Linked DNA regions of Mus musculus: region 1 is linked to region 2. A link is a contact called in ENCODE Hi-C or POLR2A ChIA-PET data. All regions are on one chromosome and are shown on one strand. The core of a region is the stretch at or near the end of the contact, and the rest is flanking DNA. Distances in the headings are between cores, read along the strand shown. Region 1 holds the start of Tmtc1 (transmembrane and tetratricopeptide repeat containing 1). Region 2 holds the start of Caprin2 (caprin family member 2).

The links. A loop is a pair of places that touch in the nucleus more often than their neighbours do. ChIA-PET counts read pairs that join two places held with the same protein, here RNA polymerase II (POLR2A).
Region 1: POLR2A ChIA-PET joins it to region 2 with 13 read pairs in embryonic stem cell. The contact joins the promoter of Tmtc1 here to the promoter of Caprin2 in region 2. A Hi-C loop is called at or near these places in 1 of 37 maps with a recorded cell type or tissue (T-helper 17 cell). POLR2A ChIA-PET finds 5 or more read pairs at or near these places in 2 of 5 experiments (both embryonic stem cell).

The regions. Positions count from the first base shown.
Region 1 is chr6:148,442,812-148,448,791 of GRCm38, reverse strand. Tmtc1 (transmembrane and tetratricopeptide repeat containing 1) reads left to right here and starts at 4,440. Exons shown (of 20, transcript NM_198967.5): 1 at 4,440-4,891. The coding sequence starts at 4,593.
Region 2 is chr6:148,891,996-148,898,076 of GRCm38, reverse strand. It overlaps Caprin2 (caprin family member 2), which reads left to right and starts at 1,840. Exons shown (of 19, transcript NM_181541.4): 1 at 1,840-2,059; 2 at 2,921-3,140. The coding sequence starts at 2,964.

The DNA of each region.
Region 1 (5,980 bases), core at 3,191-5,690, 450 kb after region 2:
ACAATAATCCACCTCTTGTTTGGTTGTATGCAATAACCCTGCTTCCCCGTTCAAGTCTATGCATGGTAAACTCACTGAACTTCCAAGGTACTCTCTCTATCAGAGAGCTCTCCCCAACTCATCCCAATTTTTCTGTGTGTCCCTGTGCCTCTCATTTCTTCAGTCCCTCATTGTTCCTGTCAGGTCAAGTTCTCCCAGCTGTGCAGGGATGGGGCAACTCAGCTCTGCCAGGTTTCCCTGGTTACCACAGTCTGCTCACACAGCCTGTCCTATCATGTCCTCCTATGATCTTCTATCCCCCAGCAAACTGAATGTAAAATCACCAGACTGGAGCACAGGAGAGGCTCAGTGGTTAAGAGCACTGGCTACTCTTCCACAGGACCAGAGTTCGATTTCCAGCTCCACATGGCAGCTCACAATTGGCTGTAACTCAAGTCCCAGGGGCTCTGACGCCCTCTTCTGGCATTTGTTGGCATTACATGCACATGATACACTGACATTCAGGCAGGCAAAGCACATCTATTCGCATAAAATAAAATGAAAAAAAAAATCTACCAGGTTTAACTGTCTTTGGGTATTCATTCCTGTATGCCTTCTAGGACTTGCAAGTCATATATTAAATCAGTTTATAGTCTTTTCTTGTTCATCTATTATTCGGACCCAGATAAGAGCCAAAAGGACAGGGATGAAAAAAAAAGGGGGTATTTTCCTTTCCTCTAACATGCCATGGTAGTGTCTACATGCATGCTTTTGACTTGTAGGAACAGAGTGGCAGAATTTGCTCTCTATGTGATTGAATGTTAAAGTTCAGCCTCTGCAGCCACCAGTCTGGGACCTGGGAAGACCACTACCCCAGACATGTGACATCCCAGACTGCCCCACATTTGCCTGACTCAGCAATGGGCAAGTCTGGGAGGTTGCCTATTGTCCACAGGGTTGAAAAAGTGATAATGTTTAAATTACTAGACATCAAAAATTAGTATTTTTAAGTTTTGTTTTCAATTATTTTGCTAAATGTCTGCCTTTGTAACATTGCACTTGATTTCCTGTATCTAACCTACCTGATTAGGGAGTATTGTTAGCATGAAGAAAACCACAGTGGTCTTTATTCAAGGAAAAACAAATTATTGAATGATACTTGTTAAAGCACAGTCAGGCAGACTTAGTTCAGAATAATGGTGACAGGCACAGAACCATGGCAACAAGATCTTTCTGTGGGGAAGGGATCAGGCTCAACCCTGAATGCAGCCAGGGGCCAACTGGGAACTGATATTCAGGAGCCAAGTGTGTGTGTGTGTGTGTGTGTGTGTGTGTGCGCGCGCCGGGTGGGGTGTCAGGGGATGGGATCCTGCTAAAATACCCTGCCAGAGTTAAGAAGGTGCTGTGCTTTGAATGCAAAAGGCCAGTGGGGGTGGGCCTTGACTTATATAACCCAGACCTACTTGCAATCCTCTCTCTGCTTCCTGATCCTCTGGGATAAAGCAAGCTCTTGCCATCTTTCTTTCACCCCCAGGCCTTTCTTGCCAGGACTCACTCCATCTCCCCAGATTGTTATCTAGATAAATCATTCCTCCCATAAACTGCATTTTCCAGGTGTTTTTATCACAGTATCAAGAAAAGTAGCAGGTACAAGAAGATTCTGCCTAAACTGATCTACCGGGATTATTCTGAAGCCAAGGTGGTCAGACATCATTGAGTGAATGGTAAATATAAAGCTGATCAGATACTTAGCATCATCAAATTTAAGAGGTATCTTTGCTGAAACTGGATTTTACAGGAAAGTGGACAGCATCTATGGGCCCGAGATAACATTATGAACCCTCACTAAGGTTTGGCCAAACAATGGATCTTAACAGTCAATTTAAAATCTGTTTTATTAAAATATTGACTTGCCACTGATTAATTTCCAGTGTTGTGCTAATACTGTTGAGTAATCCCATTCCCGTGATGTTTATGAATGATCCTGTCTGAGCCTCAAATGTACTGGTGGAATCGTTTGTTTTAGAATGCCCTGGGTGGACACAGATATCTTAGAAGGCAGTACTCCTGCAATTACCAAGCTCTTAACCATAATTGGAGACTAAGCAGTGAGATATTAAATCTAATTTCCTTTTGGGCCCTTTATTAGCTGAGATGGTTGTTCTGTGCCTTGAGAGAGGAGCAAGCAGTTTGATGGCACCTGCTGTCTGACGGTGGCACTCTACGGCACAGAGCAGGATTAGGTCAGGAAATGATGTCCCCGGAGAATCTTCCTATGGGTGCTCCTGGTTCACAGTTCATGCTCTGAACATAGATGTGTCGGGCTCTGAAGATGTGATAAATTGAAACACATTTAATACTTCCAGACAGTGGAGCTTCAAGGTTAGCAACCTGAACACCACAGCATCACCACATCATTGACTGTGTGCTTTCCCAAAGTGCAGTTTCTGTGCAGTGGATGGCTCTTACACCACTGCCAAACTGGAAAGCTCTGGGCTGAACCTTGTAAGTGAGAGACCATCTAGATTCTGAATGAACTCCAAATCCATCATTTGAAGCAGACATAGTGAAAATGTCACTGATCGCTGGAGACAGCCTGCACTGAGATGCCACATACTGAACATACATGCTAAGCTTCCTGAATGCCTCTCCCTCTCTCTAGAGTCTCATCTCGGGTTCCCTTCATTAGGATCATTGTCACTGACAACTCTGACTCTGCTTCACCTAAAATCCCAAACTGCTGTGATGAGGGGAGGTGTGCCTCTTGTGAAAGAATGCTGTGAAGAAGTGTGCTTCTTGAAGTCACTCTCCTGGGTTTAGGGTATTGTCCCTAGTTAGCTCTTGTTCACCACACACACACACACACACACACACACACACACACACACACACACACAGTACTTGAGTAGCTTTGTGTCTCTACCCTTCATTAGCACAATGTGCACCAGGTAAAACCTACATCCATTTTTTTTATTACTCTGGAGGGAGCAAAGGACACAAGTGTGTGTGGTGTGTGTGTGTGTGTGTGTGTCTGTGTCTGTGTGTCTCGGTTCAGCAGTCACTGAGGGTCAGATGTTCTAAGAAAGCTGTCATTGGGACACAAGATTTCAGCTTTGCTCCTCTCTCACCAATTTTGATTCACCAAGAAAAACCAACAATAAACAAAACATCAAAAGAGGCAAGAATGGATCCTGTCTTGGACTATGTCCCTGTTAATTTGGGAACTGCTGCATTAAGTGCTCTGGTGTTTAAATTTAAGGAGCCATCGGGAGGCTCAAAGAACAAATTCTCCTTTCCATTTCAAGTTTCTTTTCTTTCTTGTCAAAAGTTTGATGTTGTTTGGCTTTTGTTTGTTTTAATGACGACTTTATTTTGAGGTTTGGGGTCTGGATGTATGAAGTCTCAGTTAATTTCAGTAATAAAGCCATGTCCATTCACAAGTGGCCTGAAAGAACCAACGGGGCTTTTCAGTATTAGGGGAAGTCAGTGTTTTTCTGGAATACCTCATTTATTTGTTGTGATTGGCATTCAAAAGTAGAACAGTTTCGAGAAAGACAGGAAGTTTCTGAGCCAGAGGCAATGCCAAGGCAGTCCATAGTTTTAATTTGTATTTAAGGGTCAAGGCAGTCTCCCAGGAGACAATAATTATTCCCAAGAGATCCAACCAGTAAAATAGCAGGTAAAGTAGCTGGGCCTGGGCAGCTGAGGTAGGGGGTACTCTAGGATTCGAGATCAGCCTGGCTTCTGTAGCCAATGCCCAGGACTGCCTGAATGTCAGCCTAAGGCAGGGTCTCAAAACCAAAACCAAAAGAAAGCCAGAAGTAATGTGTTCAGCGCCTCCTTCATTGCTTAAGAGTTTAAGGGAAAAACAAAAGGAAGAGCTTCCCATACGGAAATAAAAATCAAAACCGGGCTTATTATAAGCAGCAGCAGAAACAGCAAGGAGGCAGTTCACAGCCGGGGATGCACCCCTGGGCTTTGGGGAAAGGACTGCTGCGCGCGTTGCGTTCCCAGGACTGGGGCATAGCACCTTGGAAGACTTTAAGCCCTGCGGGTGCTGGAGCTTGTCCCCCATCTGTCCAGCTGGTTTCGAATCGCTCACGCCTCCAGGGAGAGAGGGTGTCCGGGTCCAGACTGAGTACCTGACAAGCCTGCCGATTTGCGGCCGGGAGGCGGCGGGGACCTGCCCCTCCGCAGCTGAGACCGGCTGGGGACTGGTCTGGGAAAGCAGTTGGGCGTACCCGGTGGGACCCTGGGTGGCCTTCCCGCGTGTCCCCTCAAGCCCTGCGGCGACCCGCTAAACCTGCGCGCTCTGGCTGTCCCGGACTCAGCGCCAGCTGGTAGAGGCCAGGTGTTGGGGACCTCAGGTCCCAGGATCCAGGAGGCGGAGGCGCGCAAGCGGGCATGCGCAGAGTGGGCGGAGGCGGCGGCGATGGCCCGGGGAGGCGGGGGGATCGCTGTTTATTTGCAGCTGGGCCACCGCGGCGGCAGAGCACCGGGCGCCCGGGCGGGGACAGTGGGCGTGCGATGCCTGAGCCAAGCAGGCCGCTGCGCGCCCGGGTCCCGGCCGGGGAGGATGCGCGCTGCGCGGGAGCGGCCGTGCGGGCGGTGCGATGCTGGTGACCCGCGGGGACCGCGGCGGCGGGGAGCGCGCGCCCTCGCGGCGCCCGCGCTGCGGGCTGGTTCCAGCGGGGGCCGCGGCGCTGCTAGCTGGGGCCAGCTGCCTTTGCTACGGCCGCTCGCTGCGGGGCGAGTTTGTACACGACGATGTGTGGGCGATCGTGAACAACCCCGACGTGCGGCCCGGGACACCGCTGCGCTGGGCCATCTTCGCTAACGACTTCTGGGGCAAGGGCCTGGCGGACAGCACCAGCCACAAGTCCTATCGGCCACTGTGCGTGCTGTCCTTCAGGTGAGCCTGTGCGTCCTGGGGTCTAGACGCCTCTCCTTGGAGAAGGGATGGTACGGCGGGGACACTTCTGACAGGTCCCTCGGTACCTCCTCTAGGTTGTTCTCCCCTTTCTCTCAGTTCTACCCCTGGTCTTTTAGTCATCAGCCAGATCCTCCTGGATTTATCTTGTGTTCTGGCTGTTCAGTCTGGTCCTCTAGGTTCTACGCTTTGCATCTCTGCCCTGTTCCGTTCTCCAATCTCTGCCCCAGGTCCTCTGGGCTCTATGCTTGGCGCTCCTGATTCTATCTTAAGTGTTCTCCAGGGTCTGTCCCAGGCCCTCACAACTCTAGTATTCTGTCAGCGCAGCCCCAGATTTTCTCTGAACGAGGTTCTCTCCGCTCTGCCCCGAGATCTCGTTGCTCTGGCTGGGTTCTCTCGGGTCGGACTCTGATCCTATTGCTCCAGGCTTAGTCCTGAATCCACCTGGCTCTACCTCTGGTCATTACCCGGGACAGCTTAAGGTTCTCAAGGCTTTGCTCAGGTTCTGAAGCACTACATCGTTTTCTTCTGGCTCTGTTTTGGGTACTCTCCGCGCTACTCGGGGAGATCTCTGCTCTGCCCTATATCTTCCCAGCTAAACCTAGGTTCTCCCGCGCTTCCTGGCTGCGGAGTTGGGACCGAGTTCTGCCTGCTATGTCCCCCGGGGCTTCAAGGATGGCAGACTTCTCGCTGGAGCTTTTCCTACCCGCGATTAGCGGGTTCCAGAGGGTGGCGATGCTCCAAGTTGTCAGCTTCTCCAGGGAGGTTGTACTGCTGGGCAGATGAGGAATAAAGGGACCGGACCAGGTGGCCTACGATGCTCCTGAAGCTGCTATGCTGTGGGTGTTCCAGGTAGGAGCTAGGGAGAGGTGTCAGGCACCCTACTCTGAGCACCGGGCTTTGCGTACTGGGATGCTAATAGCCTCCCTAACCCGGGCATTTCCAGCCCCAGCCTCTGCATCCCGGGTGCTGCACCCAGCCTCCGGGACCCACACTGAGAACGTGCAAGGGCGCAGAGAGCCCCTTCCCCAGCCCCGGAACCATGACTCAGCATTTCTGGTGTGAAGTAGT
Region 2 (6,081 bases), core at 591-3,090:
TACCCTTATTGCAACTGAAATTTAATTATTTGTGCTTTTGTATTTTCTCTTGATTCAGCCTATGTCCCATGTTATTAAATAAATTAACAGATTTATTAGCAATTCTCCCATTGAGTAGTTAGGATTATATCTCAATCTAATGGCCCAAATGATAGTTATGGTAAATCTGGAGATTCAGGCTATCCTCAGACTTATAATCTTCCTGCCTCGGCCTCTTGAGTGCTGGGAGTTGTGTGCCTGTAAAGGTATGTGCCACAACCCCTGGTTGGAAATATTATTTTTGGGTTCATTATTAGCATAGGCCAACAAAGGCATATGCAAATATAAATGTGTCAGTTCAGTTATCTGAAGGTGTGCTCATCACAGGCTTCATGGCCACTCTGTGTGGCAAAAGGTAAGTCTATTGGTCAGTTCAGCAGCCTGTTCTTTCTCTAGTTATAAATGAGGAAAACAGACAACATAGTGTTTGTCTAATATTCAAGTTGCAGGTATAGTTCAGAGATTCAAAGCTAAAATACAACATTAAAGAACATAATAGGACAGGGAGGAGAGATGACTCAGTGGTTAAGAGCACTGGCTGCTCTTCCACAGGCCCTCCCTGGGCTCAATTCCCTGCACCCACGTGGTGGTTCACAACTGTTTATAACTCCAGTTCCAGGGTATCCAACACCCTTTTCTGACCTACAGCAGGAACCAGGCAACCATGTACATAAACATACATGCAGGTAAACATGTAATAGGTAACAAGAAGTGCCAAAGCCAAGGTGATTTTTGGGTGGTCTTGTCCAGACTTTCCATTTATTTACTTGATTATGCTTTTGACTGCCCTGTTCTAAATAATTACCCTTGCCTCAAGGATAGGACTTAAAACCAATTCTATTTGGTAAAATACTTGGGCACAAGTTTTAATTTATTAACTTTATTATTTTATTTAGTTTATGAGGTAGTGTTTTTTGTTTAGGTCTGTTCCTGCCTCCCTGGTATTAGGGAGTAATCTACCCCTAAAACCTCATTTGATACAGGAACTACCACCAGTCCTTCAGAAGCTGACATTCTTCCTGTTTTCTGTTAACTTTATGCAACCCAACAAATAACTTTTTTTTGTTGTTGTTTTTTTTTTCTTTTTTTCGAGACAGGGTTTCTCTGTGTAGCCCTGGCTGTCCTGGAACTCACGCTGTAGACCAGGCTGGCCTCGAACTCAGAAATCTGCCTGCCTCTGCCTCCCGAGTGCTGGGATTAAAGGCGTGCGCCACCACTGCCCGGCCCAACAAATAATTTTAACAACTCTTTTAGTGCCAATGAAATGAATTGCTTCATAGCGACACATAGCCTTGGCGCATACCCTCCTACTACAAAGGCTGCAGTCATCTACTCTGCTGCTCTTACAGGCTGAGTCCTCTGACTCATTCTACAATGAAAAATCATCTGTGGGGCAAGGGTGCTCTTGTATTTTAGAAGTGCCCATTTAAACCATTAGAGCCTGAAGGCTGGCTTATCTGGTCATTCTGCGCAGGACTTGCTGCCTCTTTTCCAAGAATTGAAATCATCTGCACCAGTGCTGGCTGAAACAAGCGGGCCCATCCATGCTACCAGGTGCAGTATCTCACACCAGCCTCAGGCGCAACAGAGAAGCGCAGGGAAGGTACGCGCCAAGCGCAGGCTTGCAGAGAGGGGCACCGGAAAGGACCTGTCCCTCGCAGGTCCCGGGTACCGGAAAAGGGCGGACTGTGGTGGTCTAGCGCACGAGAGGGGAGTGGGAGGGGACACCGGAAGGCGAAGCCTCCGAGGGGAGCTCGCGTGCTAGAGGGCGGGGCAGAGGACCGGAAATAGGCGGGATTTGGGCGTGGTCGCGCCGTGCGCGGCCTACATAAGTTGCGCGCGCCTTGAGGGGGACAGCTTGGGCGCGAGCAGCGGAGTTGGCTGGGTGCACTGTCGGCGGTGGCCGCAGGCTAAGCTGAGGCGGGAGGAAGGGACGCGGGGGGAGAAGGGAGTGCGGGGTGGAGTTCGCCCACTTTGCAGCGCGCAGGACTCCCGCGCGCTTTCGGAGGCAGCCGGGGAGGTGAAGCAGGACGGCGGCGGGGTGGGTGGGTCTGCGCGGCCGCGGCGGGGTGGAGAAGCGTGGTGCCCCAGCATTCTGGGGTCGGGCTTCTCAGCGGCTTTGCAGAGCGCTCTGCGTCTGGTGGGCTGCGTGGGCCCTTAGACTGTGACCCTGACTGGGGCTCCTCTACTCGGGCCCTTGGGGCACTTGAACGAGCAATGGTGTCCAGGGGCTGTCTAGCTCTGGTCTTGCTCCTTACGGGCAGGATTTCTGAATAGAGTTGAAGTGTCCGACTCCTTGGTTTCCCGGTTCCTTGGTGCGGGTAGCGGAAGGCTTGCCAGTATAGGAGTGAGTGATTGTGAGTTACTGTAAACACAACTGGAAGCCACCTCGGCGTACAGTTTGTGAGACTTGGCAGCAGTGTCCAGGGGGATGCACTTGGTTAGGTCCTGGACAGTCAAAGAGTGTTGTCATTTAGTACAAGAAACTTGGTTCACGTAGACTTTGAGATAGCTTGAAGTTGTGGCTGCAACCCTCACCCTCCGCCCCCGACCATAGAAATTATTCAGAATGAGATCAGAAGCCTTCCGCTTGCTTAGCAGTTCTCCATGTGGGGAATAGAACTTCTGGAAACATTCCTATAGTGTAAATTTTGCCTACGTATAGACTGTCTTTATTGGCTATTGCTTGTGTCAATTAACCTTAGTAGGGGAGTGGAAGTACGCTGTCTGAATCAACGTTATGTTTTGACTTCATTTCATTTTAAAGAAGCTCCTCGTTGTGCACCTTTAGTTTACATTGGTACTTAACTCCTCCTGCCCCCATCCTTTAGCCTCATCTGTTTCAGTGGTGCAACTCTCTCCATCCCTTTTCGGTTACCAGTCACCTTCAGGCCGGCCATTCAGAGGAGGGAAAAGTGGGAAGTATGAAGTCAGCCAAGTCCCAAGTGAACCAGGATCAGCAAGGGGAAAACCAGCGGGCTCTGAGCCCCCTGCAGTCTACTCTCAGTTCTGCTGCATCTCCTTCCCAGGCATATGAAACCTATATTGATAATGGACTTATATGCCTTAAACACAAAATTAGGAACATCGAGAAGAAGAAGGTAACCTTTCTACCCCTCCCATCCCTGAGTGTGCATTACCATAAGCCAGGTTAAGGATTCGACATTCTTTATATCAGAGAACATAGATCTTCTTGCAAGTTTAATCGACCTTGAGACTTAGTTGCCTGGGAACAATTAAGCATCCAGGCTAAATGTTTGCTCTGTTTGCCGACACAGCTGAATAACTATTCTTCACACATTGCTTTTGAAATATTTGAAGAGTTGGCTATTATAGGTCTGATGCATTTCTTGAGTTATATTATTGTAGCTTAGATAAGGAATAGCTTGATAGTTTAGTTCGTTTTCCTTGTGACTGTAGCAAGTGATACAGCAGTATGGCTGCTGCAGTCTCTGGAAGCATTTTACCATGAGCCAGAAAGTGTTTCAGCATTTATTATTTTTCCCCACTGCTAGATACCAGTTTAAGATTGGTGAAAGTATTGTAGACAGCTTTGTAAAGAGACTTGGATTCTTACTAGCCTAACATCACAGTTAGTTGTATGGTAAAGATTAGATAATTTCTTACTTCCTGAGTCATTTAGCCTGTGATCCAGTCATCCCAGTTCTTTGGGATGCATTGTTGGGTCGAGATTCTCATCTGCATTTGACAGATAAAGCTGAATAAGTATCTGGATCTATATTGTGCTGAAAACCTAGTAAAACCTTAGGAAGGTTGTTTTGTTTTTGTTTTTTGAGTCAGGGTTTCTCTCTAGACCAGGCTGGTCTCAAACTCATAGAGATCTGTCTATGCCTCCTGAGTGCTGGGAATAAAGAGGCAAGCCACCACCGCCTGGCAGGTAGGTTTTTTGTTTTTGATTTTATAGTGGAGAGGTATATGTACTTCCCTTGCTTTGGAAATTAGTGCTGAAGCCCTGGCTGGTAGTTGTTTCTGTTTATCTTTTTCCATACATCTTTGGCATTTGATTACTAAGTTGTTCCTGGGTCAGCACAAGTTCCTTAGCTCTGAGAACTAGTCAGTGCAAGGTCTATTAGTGGAAATTCATTGATGTTTTTCCTCAGAGCAGAAATATGTGTATTCCTGTATTATCCAGCCTAGTACCACCTCTTTAATTCTGAATGCCTGTATGCTAGACCAGTGCCTTTGTTTTCACCTTCTAGGAAAGCATTTTAAGACTGAAAACCAGTATAGGAAGAATCTGCAAAATGCTTGTGGTATAGTATAGTGGTTTATGTCATGAATTTGTGGCTAATAGATGAATTTTATTTTTATGAGTTTTATTTTTAAATTTATGTTTTTATTTTATGTGCATTGGTGTTTGCATATATGTCTGTGATGGTGTCAGATCCAGGAGTTTCAGACAATTGTGAGCTGCCATATGGGTGCTGGGAATTGAACCTGGGGTCCTCTGAAACAGCAGTCAGCACTCTTAACTGCTGAGTCTCCCTAGCCCATTTTATATATTTTCTTTTTTTTTTCTTTCTTTTTTTTTTTTTTTTTTTTTTGGCTTTTTGAGACAGGGTTTCTCTGTATAGCTCTGGCTGTCCTGGAACTCACTCTGTAGACCAGGCTGGCCTGGAACTCAGAAATCCGCCTGCCTCTGCCTCCCGAGTGCTGGGATTAAAGGCATGCGCCACCATGCCCGGCTTGTATATTTTCTTAACTAGAAAATTTTGTATGAAAGATAGCTTTACATTTTGGCACTACTGTTCTAAAGTTAACTGTTATGAATATGCCACACAGTTCAACAGGTAATAATAGTATATGCAAGCATGAGCTAATGTAGATAAGCTAGCCAGCTATGATGCCTCTGATGTTTTGTGCTAGATAGTTGTTCTCAACCTTCCTAATGCTGAGGCCCTTTAATAGAGTTCCTCAAGCCGGGCGTGGTGGTGCATGCCTTTAATCCCAGCACTCGGGAGGCAGAGGCAGGTGGATTTCTAAGTTCAAGGCCAGCCTGGTCTACAAAGTGAGTTCCAGGACAGCCAGGACTGCACAGAGAAACCCTGTCTCAAAAAACAAAACAAAACAAAAAAAAAATTTCCTCATGTTGTAGTGACCCTTCCATCCTAAAATTATTTTATTGCTACTTAATAACTAATTTTGCTACTGTTATGAATCATAATGTAAATATCTAAGATAAAGGATATCTGATAAGTGACCTCAAAGGGGTCAGGACTCACAGGTTGAGAACCACTGTGCTAGATCATTTCTGGCTGTCCTGAGTATTGTGGGATGTTTATCAACAACCTTGGTGTCTGCCTAAAAAATACTACAAGCACTGTCTACCTCCCCTAGACTCTGCAATTTGTGATAACTTCAACTATTTCTGGGAATAAATTACCTTGATTGAGTACCTCTAGTTTGGGGCATATGATTGACTTAAAACCCTACTTAAGAAGATTTAATATAAAAAGAGGAAAAATTCAGGCTGTTGAAATGACTTTATGGTCATTGGTAAAGCTGCTTCCTATACAAACCTGATGACCTGAGTTCAGTCCCAGGATTCTGCAGTGGAAGGAGATCATTAACTCCCAAAAGTCCTCTGACCTCCACACATACACATACACATACACATACACATACACATACACATACACATACACATACACATACACATTCACATACACATACACATACACATACACATACACATACACATACACATACACATACACATACACATACACACAATGTTAAAAAGATTTGGGTCTGGAGAGATGGCTCAAAGGTTAAGAGTATGTATAGAAAGCTGGTCATTGTGACAAATGCTTTAATCCTAGTAAGTGGGGCAGAGACAGGCAAATCTTTAAGTTTAAAGTCAGTCTGGTCTGCAAGAGTTCCAGGACAGTCAGAGCTATGTAGAAAGACCCCGTCTCAACAAAAACAAAGAGTACTTACAGTTCTTCTAGAGGACCTGGGTTTGAATTGTTTTTTTTTTTAAGCTCCCACATCTTGCAACTTACAAACTACAACTTCAGT